Regions from separate parts of the Homo sapiens genome. Here all the other regions are linked to region 4. The links are chromatin contacts, found by Hi-C in ENCODE. All regions are on one chromosome and are shown on one strand. The core of a region is the stretch at or near the end of the contact, and the rest is flanking DNA. Distances in the headings are between cores, read along the strand shown. Region 1 has its middle 51 kb from the start of TENT5C. Region 2 holds the start of MAN1A2 (mannosidase alpha class 1A member 2). Region 3 holds the start of TENT5C (terminal nucleotidyltransferase 5C). Region 4 holds the start of CSDE1 (cold shock domain containing E1).

What was found. Hi-C counts contacts between places; a loop is a spot of excess contacts on that map. Pooled maps may share reads with other maps.
Region 1: a map with no recorded cell type shows a loop between it and region 4 (12-fold over the local background). The contact joins the enhancer-like site here to the promoter of CSDE1 in region 4. A Hi-C loop is called at or near these places in 2 of 37 single-sample maps with no recorded cell type and 5 of 50 pooled maps.
Region 2: a loop to region 4 is called in a map of CD8-positive, alpha-beta T cell, with 9 times the contacts of the local background. The contact joins the promoter of MAN1A2 here to the promoter of CSDE1 in region 4. A Hi-C loop is called at or near these places in 3 of 168 maps with a recorded cell type or tissue (CD8-positive, alpha-beta T cell, OCI-LY7 and naive thymus-derived CD4-positive, alpha-beta T cell), 2 of 37 single-sample maps with no recorded cell type and 12 of 50 pooled maps.
Region 3: a map of naive thymus-derived CD4-positive, alpha-beta T cell shows a loop between it and region 4 (32-fold over the local background). The contact joins the promoter of TENT5C here to the promoter of CSDE1 in region 4. A Hi-C loop is called at or near these places in 2 of 168 maps with a recorded cell type or tissue (both naive thymus-derived CD4-positive, alpha-beta T cell), 2 of 37 single-sample maps with no recorded cell type and 10 of 50 pooled maps.

The regions. Positions count from the first base shown.
Region 1 is chr1:117,654,402-117,659,270 of GRCh38, reverse strand. No RefSeq gene overlaps it. Among named protein-coding and RNA genes, the nearest start is that of TENT5C, 51 kb to the right of the region's middle. RefSeq lists enhancers at 2,451-2,590, 2,951-3,060, 3,211-3,280, 4,099-4,258. Within about 2 kb of position 2,935, at least 13 of the 41 ENCODE cell types and tissues checked have a DNase peak (open chromatin) inside an H3K27ac peak, as active enhancers do.
Region 2 is chr1:117,365,058-117,369,530 of GRCh38, reverse strand. It overlaps MAN1A2 (mannosidase alpha class 1A member 2), which reads right to left and starts at 2,082. Exons shown (of 13, transcript NM_006699.5): 1 at 1,046-2,082. The coding sequence starts at 1,347. RefSeq lists an enhancer at 1,017-1,156 and a silencer at 2,027-2,846.
Region 3 is chr1:117,602,957-117,607,616 of GRCh38, reverse strand. It overlaps TENT5C (terminal nucleotidyltransferase 5C), which reads right to left and starts at 1,569. Exons shown (of 2, transcript NM_017709.4): 1 at 1,464-1,569. It overlaps TENT5C-DT (TENT5C divergent transcript), which reads left to right and starts at 1,847. Exons shown (of 3, transcript NR_121626.1): 1 at 1,847-1,971; 2 at 2,681-2,828. RefSeq lists a silencer at 1,504-1,843 and enhancers at 1,754-2,254, 2,255-2,755.
Region 4 is chr1:114,756,318-114,761,426 of GRCh38, reverse strand. It overlaps CSDE1 (cold shock domain containing E1), which reads left to right and starts at 3,443. Exons shown (of 20, transcript NM_001007553.3): 1 at 3,443-3,502. RefSeq lists enhancers at 3,237-3,526, 2,898-3,891, 3,727-4,046.

The DNA of each region.
Region 1 (4,869 bases), core at 1,686-4,185, 2.9 Mb before region 4:
TCATAGAGATGGTAAGTTGGTGGCATATCCCTGGCAGGGATCAATAATTGATCACAGCCTCTTTCCTGCAGGGCCAGAGGTGGCCTAAGAATTCTGTCTCAGCAAAGTCCTCCAGGAAGCTCCTGCATTGACCAGAATTGGCACTCAGGATGAAACCTATTTGCCAACCTGGTAGTTGGTACATGCACAGGATGGGCTCCTCCTGTACTAAGTTCAGCAAACTAGGCATAAGCAAAAACCTCCTGGAGCTCTGGAAACTACAACTGGGGGTAAAACAGACACCTGGAAGGGTGAAGGGCCCTTTCCTTCCTGCCTCGCTGACGTGGGCCACCTGGTGCACTGGTGTTGAGAGCAGGATGCTTTGCAGCTCAGGAAACCCAGAAACCCTAATTGTCCCCACAGAACCACAACACACACTGAGGCCCCAGCACAGGGTCTCCTTCATGCCACGATTAGCTTCCTCTGAGGCCAGCTTCAATCCTCTTCACATCAGGACCTTGAGACCCTTCTCCAAGTCCCTGTCATGCAAGACTGCAGGCTGGTGTACCTCCCCCTCCCTCTGCATCCCACACCCCCTCAAACACACACACAGCAGGCCCCTCCTTGGTGCCCATCCCTTCCCATCCTCACTCAACAAATGGCCTCCTTTCATTGACCTGGTTGGGTAGCCTTGTGCCCTTCCTGGAACCTGCTGGATGTGAAATTGTTTAGAAACTCCACACCAAGCTACTCTAGGGACTTATTTTCAGCCATTCCTCTCACCAATACAGCTCAGCTTCCCTCCATGAACATGAAGCCTCCAGCAGTTTTCAATCCCTAGGGTGTGTATTTCAGATTTCAAGGGCAATGTGAACAGCCAGCAGCCCAAGGGACATTTGCCAAGAGCATCTATCCATGGCATCTTGTATTAACCAGCAGAAAGCCAGAAGCACCGTGCAAGGAGGAGACAGGCCACGCACTGGCTTCATTTGTGCTGTGCTGCCACTAATGTCCCCCAAATGCTCTCTATTATCCTTGTAATCATCCCCAAACATGCACAAAGCCACATGGTCAATGCAGCCCACTGGCATACGCTTTCGTCCTGGCAGCCATGATGTCCTGTTGGGGAAATAGGTTACCACATAAAGCACCAAACACCATCCAGCAGCACCTGTGCCCTGAGCCCAATCAGCAGCACGGACACTCCTAAGATGACACAAGTTCTGGGAAATATATTGAAAAATAAAAATGGATTGATGTCTTTTTCATCTTTGTAGCCCAATGCCTGGCACATGGTATGAGCTCAAAAATGTGTATAAAATGAGTGAATAATTTTGTGAAAAAAATTTTTTAAAAATTAAAAAATAAAAATAATTAGTATTTGAATCAAACATCAGTTTAACTTTCTCATGTAGTTGGTATTTCTTATATTTTCTTTAACAAAGTAAAATTGAGTTTTTTTGGGCCAAAAGAACAAGGAACTAATTAGGTAAGATTTTTTCGTTTAAAAAAAAACAGTTAAGCTATTTTGTTTTAAATAAATATTACATTACGAACATTGAGTTTTAAGCGTTGCCTTAAAGATAACATTCTATCTATTAGACTCTGTGATCTGGGGTGTTTTTTTTTTTTTTTTCTAATGATCTGAGAGACTCGGCTCAGAGGTAAATCCAAAGAAACAAATGGAAATTTTGCATGGTTTTGTCTACTTCTGTGACAATTCACCGACTCACACAAAACATCAGCTATACCTTCCCCATCTCCCAGTATGGAGACTGAGCCATTTGGATCACAGAACAGGATCAACAGCCTGATCCATCTGCCAGTGGGAAAAGCGGATGTTCCTGTTGTCTAAAAGAATCAGACCCTCCCAAAAGGGTCAATACAGCAGTGCACATATTCTCTAAAAATGGCATGTAAAAGCCTGTCACCTGATGTTTCTTTCCCTGCATTGATTACACTGTACCTTGTCTCTGCCCTCACTTGGATTCCCAGTCAGGGGAATCAGCTTACCCATTGCTTCTTCTGGGAAGTCTTCCCCAGCCCCCAACTAAGTCGTGTCCTTCTTTACACTCTTTGCTATTAGTCATCACATTGGCAGCCCCAGCAGTAACTGAGCTATAAGCTCTGCAAAGACTTGCCTGTCTGTCTCACCAAGGCTCAACACGATGCCTGTCACATGGCGGGTGTTCCAAACTAGTCTATGAATGAATAAAGGAAGGAAGGAACATTCCCTGAGAACTAGGCAGTCTCTTCCAGATTTTTAGGCACTAGGGTCTCAATGGTCAGACACCTTTAGGCTCTTTTCAAACACATGCCTTCCCAAACAGACTTGTCTTCTGTCCCATAAAGAGCAGAATCAAATAAAAATCTGCTCGAATGGATTTTCAGCATTCGAAAATTTCAGCATTTCAAATCCCCAGCATTCTTCTAGAACATCGGAATGGGCAAACAACAGCTCATGAACTAAAGCTGTACTGAACCATGCTCACGCATTCACGAATTGTCTATGGCTGAACTAAACACACTGCAAGGGCAGAGCTGAGTGGTCGCAACAGAGATGGTCTGGACCCCAGAGCCTGCAAGATTTACTGTCTTCCGCTTTTCAAAAACTGTGCAGAGCCTGGCTGTAGAACTTCAAAGCAGTTGAGGGTCAGAAGAGAATTCAGGAACAAACAGAAGTGTAAACACAGTAGCACTTGGGTGTGAGGGGGCCCCCAGATGCAGACTGCCCAAAGAGGGTGAAGGTTCGAGCTGGGACAGCGGGGGTGAGACTGTCAGAAGAGGTAGTCTGTAGTTGGAGCCCCAGGAAGGAGCTTCCGAAACCGCCACATGTGGTGAGGAGTGTGTGGGTTTGACACAAGATAGACCCGGGCTGAATCTGCCTTCATGGTTTGCTGGCTGTGTGATCTTGGGCAGGTTTTGTTGTCACCCCGGGCTTTGGCTTCTTCAACTCTACAAGACGCCGCCTACATCACAAGGTTTCTGTGAGCTTTTGATGAAATCAGCAACAGAATCAAGTGCGTCTCTGAGAGCTGACGCAGCACAGTGCTTCAGAGCCTGGGCTCTCAAGGTTCCAGCTGAGGTCCAGCTTCAAATTCTGCCTCTAGCTCTTGGGGCCTCTGGGTCCTGAGAAGTGCCCAGCCCCTGTGTGCCCATTGCCTCATCTCGCACGTGAGGAGGGTAACCATTCCCAGCCAAGAGCTACTATAAGTATTAAATTCCAAAAGCAGGAAAAGTGCCCTGCACAGCACTTGGCACCCAGGGGGTTCCCTTTGCTCTTACTACTGAATTGTCCAGCATGCCCCAACCCATGGCAGGCGCTCAGTAACTCTGATTTCCTTCCATCCTTCCTTTTCTATGTGGTCAGAAGAGTGGTGTGACAGAGAGGCCCGGTGCTGGGAATCCACGTTTGCCCTGCTGCCAACTTGCTGTGTGGCTTTGCGCAGCTCACACAAATGTTGTAGATCACTAAAATGTTGCTTATAAAATGAAGGGGTTAGTCTAGATTCAGTGTTCCAAAACCCTGAAGGAACAAACTCTGATGTGATGAGAATCTCTCAGGAACCTGGTAAAACATCCAGCTTCTTGAGAAGATTTTTAGAGATTCCCTTAGAATTCTGGAGACCTGGAATGGGCTGAGGTTAGAATTTGTCTTTTAAATGGGTACTTTGGGCGATTCTTGACATTAAGGTGGTCAAGAGCTCAATGAGCTCGAAGGTCCTTTAGAGCTGTAAAGTCCTGAATGCTCTGGTCCCACAATCCACATCAAGTGTGTGTGTGTGTGCGTGTGTGTGTGCACGCGTGTGCGCGTGTGTGTATATGTTTTGAGAGGGAGAGAAGTTGTGTCTCCGGACTGATTTAACTGTCAACTGGGCACTCGATTTCAAAAAGATTTGAGGCTGTTAGCTTGACGTTGCATGATCATCTCACGTCCTGGCAGCCAATCTGCAGGGGTGAGCTGTTTGTCGCTTTCTCCTGACTCATGTTTGCTTATCTCCAGAAAACTCTGCACCTTCCAAACGGGCACTGCCCCAGGGCCTGCAGCTGGAGTGTCCCAGGCAGCCATTCTCGTAGGCAGCGCTTTCACAATTTTCTAGAAAATTCACCATTTTCCCAGCCCCACTCAGCATGGGTAGGGGCTCCACCAGGCCATGTGTGAGGGAGTCAGCAGCCAGAATGTGGAGCCCAGAGGCGGGAGGGGGCAGGGGCACACACCAGAGGCAAGAGGCTGAGCTGGTAGGGGTGGTAAGAGCACTTGTCTTTGGAATCAGAAGCCTACTCCCTGAGTCCCAGATCTGCCAATTACAAATTGCATGCCTTGGGCAAATTACTTTACATGTCCAAGTCTCAGTTTCATCATCTATAAATTATCTGTGCAGAAGGCACTTCTGAGAGTTCAATGAGATCATGGCCAGCCTGTATAGTAAATAGTGAAACTGACCCAGCTCACAAGTGGTTACCATCTCCATACAGCATTGTTTCCCAGTTCTCTTGAAAGCTACACCTGCGTACCACCAAGTTTCTAGACTAAACCCAGTTTTTTTCAGACACATAGACTGTGGAAATGCAAATACTGTAACATCCGGAGAGCACTGTAAGTTACCCTCCCTTCCTGCCTGTTTTCAGCCTTATCAGTAAAATCACTGAATCCCCTAGGCCTCAGTGCCCAGCCTCAGGGTTTGTTGAGAGAGGGAAGACCCAGAGGGCAAGGGTAAAGATTGACCCAGAGACTCAGAGGGTAACAGAGCTGTCCTGGGCTCAGGGAGCTGCAGGTGGGCTCTGCAGGGCATTGACCGTGTGCTTGTGCACCTCTGGGTGTGTGTGTGCTTTCCTTTGTATGTAATTAGTTGTAAATGCACATATTGGTATGTGTGTGTAGCAGGTGTC
Region 2 (4,473 bases), core at 833-3,332, 2.6 Mb before region 4:
CAAATATTTAATGTAGGCTTACACGTGAACCTAAGCTTTTTCGGTGCTTGACAAAAAGTTAAAACTATCATCAGATGGGAAATGAATTCAAGCACATGATTTTTTTTCCCACATACTCAAGAATTATTTTAAGAAACAAGGAAAAGATGGCAGGTTTAAGAAAAGTCAACTACTTTCCCAAACTCTTGAGTACAAATATAAAAATTATAAAAATTGTAACTAGAGCTCCCATTTTATCCTAGTTTGGCTATGCTCTCCCCAGAGCTCACTTTAGATTTAGTGATCTGAAAGAATGTGAACCCCTTAATCAACCAAATTCCAATAGTTGCTTGACACAGTCCATCTATTACATTAAAAGAGAGAGCAAAATTAAGTTTCACAAAAATAAATCTTGTCTACAAGCCTCACAAAGTGCAATAACTTAGGATTCAATACCTTTTAACTTAACTGATTTCATATACAGCACCAACACACATCCCCAAAAAAAGAACAAAAATCAGGATATTTTCACGTTAAGAAATGACAGGTATATTCTGCCCACGTTTGTCATCCTAAAAAGCTGACTCACTACTAAGCTTCAACTACAAGCCAGAAAACGAGAGCCCTCTGGGAGAGCACACCCAAAAGAGCTGTCAAGGTTCGATGCTTTGATTTCACATGGTGGCACAATGACTGACTCCAACACGTTATTAATAAATGCAGGCACAGCTTATGTCACCATTTCTTTAGGTTAAGTTTTCATACCTCCCTTCCCAGATGTCCACATTAGACACAACTCTGAACGCAAATGTTTTTCTTATATAAAACCGAAGAGAAGAACGACTTAGGTAGGACTCCAGTCCTACCAGTCTATGGACTCTACCATAGACTGGAGGTAGAGTCCCTCCAGTCTATGGTTTTATTCAGCCAGTCTTGAAGTAACAATACAATATTTATGACTCGAAAAATTACATTTTACTGCAAGAAAAAAAAAAGACAGATTCGATCCAATCACCGTACCTTGCTCTGCCAAATGTTAGTACCAGAACTTCTGAAATAAACAAACCTGTGTCTATGTTCATCGGGTCCATGGATCAGGAAGACTCCGGGGTTTTTAGCCCCTTTACCGGCATCTACATGTGGAATTAACACATCTTCTAAACCCAAATCAAAGCGTTTGTGTTTTGAAGAGTCTGGAAGGAAAAAGAATGCCCCAAAACACAGAGTGATGAAGGCACTAAGAATAAGGAGAAGAATAAACTTCTCAGAAAGTCTCAAGGTAGCCCTGTGATGTGGGAAGGAAGGCGGCCCCAGGTTCAGAGGTGGTATCCTACGTCCAGAGAGGGGCAGCAGGGCTGGGGTAGTCATCGTTTACGCTCTTGGAGAGAATACTTTAGAAAGTTCTCATCTTATGTCAAATGTAGAATACATTGAACTGTCTTCAAAATCTTGGCCAAAATGGGAAAACTCAATTTTGCTCCTCTTAAAGGACTGTTGTGCTTTTTAAGAGGGCACGTCATTCACGCCCATCCATTCCCACTCAGAAACGTGTGTGACCTCCCCCAAACGATCACAAGTTTAGGTCCTGCGATATCCTCTTCAACATCTGTACTTCATCGGATTATTACAAGCCTCCTCTTCATTCCTAGGGGTAGATCAGGCAAGCCACACTGCAGAAAAGCTGCAAGGTGGGTTCTTCCATTCCTGCACCTCAGTGAGATGCTCAAACGTAGTCTTCCGCCCCGAAAGGGAGACTGGCGACATCCGAGGAGTTGTAGAAGGTTCACTTGATCTCCTTCGACGCTTCTATTCCAGAATCTCTTAACCTTAGCGGTGGAAAAAATAAGGGTCTCCCACGGACGTCTGCAAACAGGGAGGAAGGTCTCCCACTTCGCTGGGAAGCCGAAGCAGCGGCGCTGGGCGAAGTAGCAGGAAGGAGTTCTCGGCCGCCCGCGCTTCCCGGCGCTGCCTGGCAGGAACCTGGCGCCCGGCTGAGTCCCGCTGCTGCCCACTCGACGGCTGGCGCGAAGGGCAATAGCGTCCGAAACACCTGAGTCCGGCCAGCCGCCGCGGCCGCCGCCGCTGTTGCTACCGCACGGGTCTGTCAGGGAGCGGAACTTCCTCCTCCGGCGGCCACTGAGAAGCCCCGGCGTGTCCTGGGGGAGGGGAGGCGCGGCGGCCGCCCCCGCCGAGCTCCTCCTCCTCCTCCTCCTCCTCTTCCTCCTCCTCCTCCTCCTCTCCGCGGCCGGTTCAGTGAACCCCGGCGCCTGCTCCCCGAGCTAGGCCGCCGGCCGCAGTGGCCGAGCCCTCGCGCCTAAGAAGCCGAGCCGGGGCCCACGCTCCGAGAGCCCGGGGTAGGCGCCGGCTCATTCCTCACTCAGCCCTGGAGCGGCGGGAGGGCCTGGGCGCGCGGGAGCAGCCGCGCCTCGGGCGGGCAGAGGTCGGCCGCGTCTCCTTCCTGCCCGGCCGCGGGGGCCTCCTCCGCGCCGCCTCCGGTGGCTCGCAGCTGCTGGCTCTGGCGGCGGCTGCCAGAGAGGCAGCGCGCCCACGCCGCTCGGGGCTGCGGCCCGGTCCCCGTACCCTGCCTCCCCAGGCCTGGTGAGCGCAGCAGCTGCTGGGCCGACACCCGTTGGGCTCACGCCGGAGAGGAACCGGAGGGCGGGGGCGATGGGACCCGGGCCGGCCTACCGGCCCCGGCTCGCGAGTGGGCGTCCCCGGGCGGCGGAGTGTGAGGTGCGCGCGCACGCTCCCGGCTCCGCTGCCGCCGCCCCTCCCCCACCCAGCCTGGCTGCCCGGGCTCCGGCCTCGCGCCGCTGCCGGCTCCAGCAGCCCGAAAGCGTACTGCTGCCGCCGCCGTCTGAGCGCGAAAGAAGAGAAGGTCGCCGATCTGCGCTGCCACGAGAACTTCACCGGTGCCCAGGGCCTTGCCACCGCCAGTTCGTGGGGTTGACCCAGCGTTTGGGCGAGAGGGAGCGAGGGGTTGGGTCGCGAAGGTTTCGCTGAAATGTAGTGTCACCGGAGTTAATGGCTTCTGATGGCTTAGGTTAACGTTTACTGTGATTCTTTGGAAGTCTTGTCTTCAGCGATAGACCGTCAGGCCCGAGGATTCAGCAACAGGGTCTCAAACTTCCACGCAGCAGCCCATGCTCACGTTATTGGGCCCCCGAGGCTCGATTAATAGAGCACCAACATGTGCCATGTTACGTTTTTAAAATAAAGTGGTGACCCTGCTCCTTCAGCTGGGCTTCCTTTCAGAGGAATCTAGGTACCCCCGATATGACAGGCGTCTCTTCATTGTTCAGTTTCTGGGGCACGTTCTATCATCTTCACACACCTCATCAACCCCCTTCCCATAAAAGAGAAAATGGATGAATAAGGAGGTGCTGAAACCCAAAAAGGCGACAATATTGTTTACGTTCAGGCTTAAAAACAATCTGAATCAATTCTGTTCTCCGTAGTATTGAGGAGAGCCATGTTGTGATTAAGTGCAAAAGATTTCCTTGCAAGATACATAGACTCTTGCATCCGATTTACTTGCAGGTTGTTTTTGTTCTAATATTGTCATTCCCTGTACACATCCTTTACTGATGACTGGGAATTGGAGAGGAGGCCCTTAAATGTCAGGAGAGTAAGTCAGCCTTAGCTTAAAAATCAAGCAGAAAAGTCTCATGTTCATTGGCACACTTGTAACTACATTCCAGTCTCCCAGTCTGCATTATTTCTAGAAGCTCTGCATATCTAACTGCCTACCACATGACAAAAGTCATTGTCATTGATCCTGCTTCACCAAATAAAAAGTAAAAATATTGAGGGCCACCTCTCACCAGTTCACCCAGGGAGACTGGTAAGCAAGGAGTGCCCGGTCCCTAGTGAGATTTATGTTGAACATTTGTGAAGAGTAGATATAAGAAACTTTTAGCCTTCCCAATATGTCTTTATAAAATGTGCCAAATTTAAGAATAAGTCTCTAATGTTGAGACTCCGTAAGCCAAAGTGGGGGGGGCGGTGGGGAGGCGGGGAAGAACACACTGTTTTCCTACTGTTGAGATCATTAGTTTCCATGAAAAGTTCAGGGGAAATAAATACTGAACTCTGAATGAAATAGCAAGTTATATAAATCTTGAAAAATAAATATTACCTAGGTTAACACTAGACTTAACCACAAGAGATTTCAATCATGAAACCTGACATAACCTAGTTGACAAGTATAGCTTAAGCAAGTAAGACCTCATTGCTGATGGAGAAGACCCCTTTTCCTTTGCTTGTCTGTTTTGCAAAATTCATTTTTCCTTCATGAGAGTAAAAACAATTTAGGGGTTATTGCAGATGTCCAAATGCAGCCAGCAATTTTAAAGTCATTGATGATACCGTCAGTTATCACACTCCTACACCAGCAATGAAAATACTGTATACATAGTATTACATATATCCACTCTTCTAAAGGCAAGTCTGAGTTTTTAAAGAATCATGTTGTTTAAAAAAAAAAAAGTTGCA
Region 3 (4,660 bases), core at 320-2,819, 2.8 Mb before region 4:
CAACGGTCACCCTCTTTCCTGCACGCAGAGGGCAGCTGAGCCAGCCAGAAGTGTACTTTGGGAGGATCTAATCACCCTAACTTTATTTCCTGGGCTGGTTCAGTCTCCTAACCCACCTACAAAGTAACCTGAAGACCAAGTTGTCACAATACAAATAATTATGCACATAGTATTTATAAAAGCTTTCTTACTATAAGTGCATTTTAAGCACTTCATTTGTATGCACTTTATATCTCCGTAAGAAAGCAAAAATGTTAAAAAGGAAGCAGGCCCCTACTTAATTAAGCCAGGGAACTGGTTAGAGCCCTACAAAAGCCTACCTATGGACAAAAAAGGGCGAAGGGGAAGGGAGCTGACACTATCCCTCCCGCAGGGTCCAGCCCTAATAGTGGGTTCTCCAGAAGCTCGCCAGGCATTCATTTCTCCAGGGGAGCGCCCTTACTTGGAGGTAGCGCTGCTTGGTTTTCTCGCCCGCCAGCGTTGAGTTCAGGTGTGCAGGCTACCAACCTGTATTCTTCAGGTAAGTCACCCTCCTCTGACTCGCCTCCCACCCTGCTCCCTCCTGCCTCGCGACCAGTGCGAAGGGAGTCCCCGAACTGCGACACCTCCCGGGGCAGCCGCACCGGTATCCGTCCGAGTCGACCCACTTGCCGTGGCTTTTCACCTACGCAGTAAAGCAAGTTTCATTTTCAAAAGGAGAGGAAGCAGGTTTCACAGACACCGCATTCCCAAGAAGTTTCTGAGAGACGCGCAGCGCACAAGTCACTGGCTTGGATCCCTTTGCTGCTCATGGTGTCCACAGTCTGATGTGAGCGCATTAAATTTAAGGATCTCCGCCCTTCTCCTTAAAACTCAGGACTTGGCAATGAGCCTAGGAAGCGCCCCTCCCCTCCCCAACCAGATCCAAGCCCCGGACCGCTGCGTCTCCAGCTGCGCCTAGTGAAACCGCCGAATTCGAATTCACACTCGGCGGGCCGGCGAAGGTGTGCGCGCCCGCGGGAGCGCCGGGGCGAGCCCGAGGGACTGCAAGCCAGGAAGGGAGGCATGGGTGGCGGGGGGCGCCGTCTGATCCAGGTAGGAGCGGAGGCGCCGATCACACACTCTTCAGACGCCCTGCCCGCGCCTGGCCAGCGCGCAGCCTGCAGGACGCGCGGAGCAGGAACTCGCTGGAGTTTGCCAAGCCCCAGGTCTCTGGAAAGTTGTAGCTCCCTTTCGGAGCGTCTCTTCTGGCCCTTTGGGACGGGTGTGTCAGGGGCGGGGGTCCTCGAGGGAGCAGGAGGGGAAAGGAGCACCGGGTCTCGGCACCTGTCCGCAGCTCCCCTCGGGTCCGCCTGCCCCCTACCAGGCTGGGCAAAGACCTGAGCACCACTTAGTGGGGGCGGACCCCCACTAAGTGAGCTCGCGGCTCCCTGGGGCTGCTGCCGCATCGCCGCACCTTTAGAGGAGGGGGGTCGCGGACTCACCTGGGCAATAGAAGAGGAGGCGACAGAGGCAGGTCCTTGGCGTGGGCAGGCCCCAGCAGGAGCGGCGCGACCTCTACAGCCCCTAGGCAGCGGCACCGAGTGAGCCGTCCCGCCGCCGCCCCCTCCGTTCTTATACGGCGGGACCACGCCCCCGTCCCCGCCCCTGAGCCGCCCTCCCGGGGGAGCCAGGGGCGGGGCGTGGCGGAGCCAGTCCCCTCGGGACCCTTCCGCCCGGCCCTGACGGCAGGGGCGGGGCGAGGGCTGCCCTCTGATTGGCTCTTCGGGTGAATGGTTGCCAAGAGACGAGTAAATCCTCAGCGGCGGGAAGGGGCGGGGTGCTCAGGGAGGCAGCACTGCGCAAGCGCAATAGAGGGGGCTGCGTCGACACCCACTTAACTTCGGAGTTAGTGGGACACCTTTCTTTTTGCTTAGTACGCTTTTCTGCTATTCCTGCCGCATAACTCTCTCTTCCCCAGGCTTTTCCCATCTCCATCCTATTCTCTCGCAGGCAGGTTTTTCTTCCGCCTCTCTGGGGATTTTCGCGTTGGTTCTCCCTGCCCCCAGGAGTGAGGCGGGTAACGCCCACGCCTACCTCCGGTGTGTGTTTTTGAAGTCGGAAAAAACTTAATGGTTTCTGGGCCCTGGGCACCTTTCTGATTCCCCAAGCAAACTGGCTGGAGGCGAAGGCGTGGTCTTCGGGGAGAGAGCGCCGGCGGCTCTCTGGCCCCGGGGACCACCTGTGTGCAGTTAGTGGGACGAAGGGCCTCGGGGAGTCCATCGCCAATGTCGGCAGCCGCAGCCGCTTCGGCCCCATTCGGAATGCCACAGCACTTGGTCCAGTGTGTTATATAACATGCAGGCAGGGCTTGGACACCATCCATTCATAACATAGCGAGTGGTTTACAGCCCAGGTTCTGAATTCAGACTAATCTGAGTTGAGATCTCCATGCACCACTTAAACTTTCTGTAAGGCCTTAGGCAAGTAACTGAACCAACCCTCCAACAACCTGCGTCTCCTATCTGTAGGACAAGACTAACAATGGGACAGCTCTGTAGAATTATATAAGTATTAAGAAAATACGTGGGAAACAATTAGTGCATTGCCTAGTGCCTGTTAGAAAGTGTGTGGCAAATGCTGTATGTATCAGATAGTAGCCAATGTTGGACAATGTTATTTATCAATAGACATTATTGTACTTGTATTGATCGTTTACTAGGTGCTGGGGGAAAAGATTACTTCCCAGATGCAGTATTTACATCTCCTCCGCCCTACTCTTCCAACCCTGCCTGAAATAAGTGTGGTTCTCCTGTCTGTCAGACTATGAAGAGTTCTCAAATATGTCTTTCCCAGCGAGGGAGAGGAGAGTGAGTATCCAGGAACTTTAATGCGATAGGACATCAATATGAGTGTTTATAGGGAAAGCCAGTGATCCTATTGTTAGACGCGAAATCAAGACATATGATCTGATTTTTTGTTTTACTTTTTGTTTTTGAGGTATAACATTCAGTAAAGCGCACAAATCAAAAGTGTCCAGAATGATAATTTTTTACATATGCATACCCATGTAACTGCCATCCATATCAAGATGTGGAACCTTTCCAGCTCATTCATGCCCCTTCCCATTCAGTATCCGACAAGGATTACCACTATTTTAACCTCTATCACCATAGATTAGTTTTACCAATATTTGAACTTGCTATGGATGAAATACATAACACGTACAATTTTATGTCTGGCTTCTCTTGCCCAACAGTGCGTCTATGAGATTCATCCATATTGTTGTGTGTAACAATGGTCCATTCTTTTTCACTACTGTGTATTACTTCATTATATAAATATTCAACGATTTGTGTACTCATCCTACTGTTGGTGGACATTTGAGTTGCTTCATGTTTCTGCCTTTGATGAAGCTGCTGCAGACATTCTTACACATGTCTTTTGGTGGACATAGCATTCATTTATGTTGGATATATATATATACCTAGGATTGGATTCCTGGTTCATAGAGTGTTCACATATTAAACTTTAAATACACTGCCAGTTTTTAAATTCGTATAACAATTTAGGTTCCAACCAGTGATATGAGATTTCCGGTTGTTTCACATCTTTGCCAGTATTGGTATTTTCAGTCTTTTTAATTTAAAAAGGGGGGGGATATGTATTTCATTGTGATTTAAAATTGCATTTTTTGATGATCAAGGATGTTGAGCAATTTTTCAGATGCTTATTGTTCATTTCAATACCCTTTTAATAAAGTGTCTGTTCAAGTCTTTCGCTCATTTGTAGGGAGTTGTCTGTCCTAATGACCTATAAGAGTTCTTTACATATTCTGAATATGAGCCCTTTGTCCAATATATGTATAACAAATATCTTTTCCCAATCTGTGTTGACTTTTAATTATTCTAATGTTATCTTTTGATGAACAGAAGCACTTAATTTTAAAGACATTCAAAATATTAATCTTATCTCTTATGACTAGTGTTTTGTATGTCCTGTTTAAAATAATCCTAAGCCCATAAAAATAATATTCTTTGTTTTCTTCTAAGAACTTCATTGTTTTAACTTTCACTATCTGTAATAAGGCCTTGGGCAAGTAACTCAACCATCCTTCCATAAACTTCCAACCACAATAAAGTTAATGCAAATTATTACATTGGCCTTTCAACCATTTCTACTCTTTCAGTGCCTCTTGGAAACCATTAGTACAGTTAGTCTCAAGGTAGAACACAGGACAGAAATTCTTAACCTAAAATTTGACCCAGCATGGTTTAGTTCCACCTTTTCCTGGGTGAAATTTTATTCAACTTCCTGAATAAAATTAGGCAATTCTATGGTAGGTGAGAGGTGAGAGCTAAGAGCAGAAAAGAAACTCACTATATATGAGTTTCTCAAATATATATACATGTATATATATATTTTTTTCTTGGGCCCCTTTGTATTCCTGATGCATTAATGGACTTTTCTAGAATTGTGTTTCAGGGTTGTTTTTTTTTTTTTTTTTTTAAATACACTGTGTTCTTTCTGCCTCATAAAACTGGCATCCTGGAGCTGGCAGGAGTCTTAGAAAGTGGCCAAGTTCTGCCCGTTGGACACGGAACCAGATATTCAAACTCTTCTTCCTAGATTATTGGTGCCTTCTTCTTGCCAAATTCCAGCCCCTGCTGAGCACATCCAATCAGAATGGTTTAAAGACCTT
Region 4 (5,109 bases), core at 2,194-4,693:
AATTCTTCTTTATGAATGTTTTTGCTCTAGAAGTATTATTTCTGTTCTGAAACCTTGGATGTGGACCTCTTTACCATGCACTATTATCATAATTTTATCTTATTTAATGAAATATTTTTTAAGACCTTGTCTCATTCTGTTGCCCAGGCTGAAGTGCAATAGCACGATTATGGCTCACTGCAGCCATGACCTCCCAGGCTTAAGCAGTCTTCCCATCTCAGCCTGCTGAGTAGCTGGGACCACACATGCATCACCATGCCTGGCTAATTTTCAATTTTTTTGTAAAGACGGGGTTTCGCTACATTGCCCAGTCTGGTCCGGAACTCCTGAGCTCAAGCGATCCTCCCACCTTGGCTTCTAAAGTCTGGGATTACAGTTGTGAGCCACCGTGCCCAGCCTATCATAATTTTATAAAAGAAGATCCTCTTTAGTTTCCCTAAACAGGGAGGACATGTCAGAATAAAAACAACTCTTAAAATCTGGAATAAATTTAGCCTTATTTAATTTTTTTAAAAAAGCTCTATATTGACCTAATTTTTCTCATTCGACAGAGAAATGACAAAAATCTCACCCACCGCTGCTCAAGAAAACCTTACAAACTGTAAGAAATGCTTACTTTTGATTCTAAAGTAGACTTCAGAGATAATGTACTTATTGATGATTGTAGAGGGAAAAAAAGCACACAATCATTATCAATTTCATTGTCTAAGTTTTTCAGAGTAGAAAACTAAATATGATGAATAACTAAAAATAATTTCTCAAATTTTTTTCTGATGGTTCCTTAACAGACTATCTTCCCAAAATCCATGTCACCCTGTTGCATAGGAGATGGTTTTCCAAAGTGATTTAACAAGTTTCTGATTTAATTTAAAAAAAAACATAAAAAGATAACCACATTTTTTCAGTTTTTGATTTGACTTCAAAATTCATCTGAAAAAAATCATTATGTAGTGATCTAATAATGAAACCTACTTCTGTTTGTGGGTTTTACTTGTAGAAACAGTAAATCATTTTAACTTGTGATTTATATCAAATTGTTCCACCTGTTACTTTCTTTAATGCATTAGAAGCTAAAATGTATATTTCTCGGTTTATACAGACTGCATTTTGTGTTAAATGTAAATTGATATTAATTTTGGAACAAGGAGGAATTTAAAGGAATTTAAAGACAATTGGGATATATTCAGAATGATGATGATGAAATGATTATATAATTAAAGAAGGTTTTCAGAAGCTATGTGTAATGGTAGAAATCAAGGCTTTATCCTTCCTTATTAATAGTAATTGTATTGATATAATTTAGTAAGACTTTTTTTTTTTTACATTTCCTATTGCTGTGATATTTGAGAATGTATACTAAAAGTAGAATTACCTAATTACCTAATTAGTTTCACATGACCTCATATCTAGCGCAAGAGCCTGGTACAGTTTCTCTATAACATTAGATTAGAATACACAGACCAGCTGTATTGCAGGAAGGGGAGATCTCGATTTAAGAACTGGGTGAATTAAACAAAACAGCTGGTTTGAAATATTTACATTCTGGGCCAGGCGTGGTGGCTCATGCCTGCAATCCCAGCACTTTGGTAGGCCGAGGTGGGCGGATCACCTGAGGTAAGGAGTTGGAGACCAGCCTGACCAACATGGAGAAACTCTGTCTCTACTAAAAATACAAAATTAGGTCGGGTGCGGTGGCTCATGCCTGTAATCCCAGCACTTTGGGAGGCTGAGGCGGGTGGATCACGACATCTGGAGTTCGAGACCAGCCTGGCCAACATGGTGAAACCCTGTCTCTACCAAAAATACAAAAATTAGCCGGGTGTGGTGGTGCACGCCTGTAATCCCACCTACTCAGGAGGCTGAGGCAGGAGAATTGCTTGAACCCGGGAGGCGGAGGTTGCAGTGAGCTGAGATCATGCCATTGCACTCCAGCCTAGGCAACACGAGTGAACTCCATCTGAAAAAAAAAAAAATTTACATTCTGTAGTTTCCCAGAAATATATTCCAATTTCTAACAACTTATCATACTGTTGTCCAGTGCTATTTATTCAACAAGCTTTTGAGAGTTGTTGAGAGCGGGCACTGTCAACAACCAGGGATGCAAAGATGAATTTCATAAGCTCTGTGCTAGAGTATTACTACCTAGTAAAAACTAATAATTACAATAGAGTGAGCTATGAAAGCATTGAAAATGAAGCAAATATTTGTGCTTAGGAAAGCGTGGGAAGGCATCAAAGAGAGCAAAAAGGCAGTTTTGAGGTGTTATACATGGGACTGGACACCAGCAACAAAGGTGGTGAGGAAATTTTTGAACAGAAATGGGACACGGCCTCCTCTTAGAATTCAAGAGGTTGAATTGAAGGTTGTCTTTCCTTCATTGCACTTATTCCAATGTGTATGTTTAGATTTGTTTTTGTGATCATCAATGATGCTAGACTAAAAGTTCCTTGAGGACAAGTCTATATCCGATTTTCTTTACAACTGTATACTTCCCAGTGGTTACACATACAACATGTCAAATAAATGTGTTGTAAGCAAAAAGTGGGTAGGAGAGTTCTCAGAAGACTGGCTGCTCATTATTTATCCAATACTGTCAAGTGAGAGAGCCAGTGAATCTGTGAAAACAGAAGCATTGAATCTGGGAAAAGCATTCCTCTCACCAGAGGAGCATGCTCTACTGTCTGGCAGGGGATAATCCATTGAACTTCCTGTGGTCATAATTACCCATTTTTCTCCTTCCTTCTTCCCCCATTGGATGAATCATCTCTTTGCTCTTATTTCAACCTTTTAATTACTGATCCACCCTCTTTGATTACCTGACACAACAGGAATATCTTTCGTAACTTGAAAGGTCAGTTGACTGAATTTGTTTCATTTTGTTTAGTGATTATGCAGCCTTGCTCACTCTTGTGCATCTGTTGCAATGTTTTTCGTGGAAAACAAAGGTCTCATTTAGATTTCTAAATTACCTTGCTACAAAGCTGACTCTATACTAATGAAATTCCTCTAAAACAGTAGACGTAAGAAAGAATGCTTGCACTATAAGAAGAAACGAGTGTGAGGTCCTTCCGGATTTTTGCTGGGAAAAGATAAATCATTTTTTATGACTCCTGAATATGCCATCAGAATTGTTGGCCTTCAAGGTTTACCCCATTATTGTGGGCTAAAACGTATTCAAACGCTCGAAGACTAGAGACGCCTAAAGCCACCCGCCACCCCTAGTGTCCAGGAGGAGTCAGTAAACACCGAGATTGCTTCCCGCAGCACACCCAAGAAGGAATGTAATGTAATGCAGCCACCATGTTGGTTGTGGTTAAGTGCAGCAAACTGCTTGGCGTCACTTAGCCCTGCTGCGCAAGCGTGTTGAGAGTACGCTTCACTCCGCCCCTTCTCGTGCACGCGCCCGGAGCCCGCAACTCTCGCGAGAGAAGCGAGATTTATTCCTACGTACCGGGCCGTGCTGCTTATGGCGGCGCTGGAGAGGGGGCGCTGAGCTGTTGGGGTGAGTACGACCTCAGGGTCCAACTGGGGGTAGCAGAAACCCAGGGGAAGGGCTGAGAATAAGACCAAGGCTAACGAGAAGCCTTCTGAGTCAAGGTGGGCACTCGTAGAGCTCTAGGTGGGGAAGAATGCACCCCGATTCCCTGCCCTGGGCTTTTTCATACGTCTCCCGTTCAACTGCCTGGGCCTCATGTCAGGTCGCAGAGCTGAAACGAGGAGTTGAGGCCAGCCGGCTGCGCGTGGTGGTAGTGGTGGTGGTGACTAAAGTGGGGGGAGGGAGCGAAAATGGAGGCTCCGACAGCAGCCAAGATGGAGGCAGAGGGTGCGGGGCTCGGGCGCGGAGGCTGCTGGGATCTGTAGTCTGGCTGCTTCCCCATCTGCGGCTTGTCTGGGGAAACGGGAACTACATGTCCCGGCGGGCGGGGCGAGGGGGTGGTGGCGCGGTCCTTTGTGTGAGGTTGGAAGAGCCTGAGACCGAGAAGAGGGGCCTACTTTGACTCTGGACCCTGTAGTTTCCTGGCCGTTACCTGCTTGGGAATCTGACTACCAGTACCAGAGCGCAGTGCGGCAGTGGCGCCTTCTTTGTGTATAGACTGAGACCCTGCTCCATCTAGATATCTTAGGGGAAGTGTTTAAAGACACCTTTCCCCAGCCACATCTGGCACAGTAGTGTGGCGGAATTGACATCGTTACTCCAGTCACCTAGAGCAGGGTCTCAGCACCCAACCTTCCCCTCATTGTCTCCCCTTCGGCGTCTTGAGAAAGGGAACCAGTCCCTAATCTTTTAGGCACGTGGCTCCCACCCCTCTATCTTGGGGAATGGGCGTGCGCCCTGAAAGCTCAGTAGTGTCCTCCCTTCCACCTCCTGTAGTTCTCATGGTGCCAGCGCCTGGCCCACCCACATTGTGCAATGAACGGCCTGGCTTCGTCATTCTATGTAGAATGTTTTAGAGTTCCCCCGTCGGAGACAGCTTCAAATTTTTGCCATGCTATTTTATCAATACGAAATCTTAGTGCCAAGGTTCTTTTGCTTTAAGGTTTTCCCTTAGAAACACCCAGATGGCGGCCGTCTTGCTTAACTCACAGGTGAAGCAGAGAACGCTCCCTGAAACAGGCTTGAATCTGCAAAGAATATCTGAACGTTGTTGGGCAAGTTAATTTTCGTGTTTTGCACCTTAAATGAGTAAAAGAATATGGCGCTCTTTAAACAGTTGGGAGACAGGGCGGAGAGGGAGAATGCTCAAAGGCACTGTGGTAGTTAAATCTTTTTGAGAGGCTTAAATTTTCATCAGGCTGGTATGAACTGGCAGTTCTCAGCCACTGCTACTAACCTACTTTTTTAGAATGTAGGTTTCAAATTATAGCCCACAGATATAAGCTACTCTATACTAAAATGCTGAGTAATTTTCATTTTGAGTAACTAAAGGCAAACATTCTTGATATTGCATTGAGGAGCACTATAATACATACCTTGGTTTTCTTTTGGTACTAACCAATAATGGATATCCTTGGTGTGGGTAAGGAGGGGCTTTATATACTTCAGTAGGGATATACCTGAGTCATAAAACTTAGATAAATATTTGGCCTTCTTTTTGTTTCGTTTTAGCC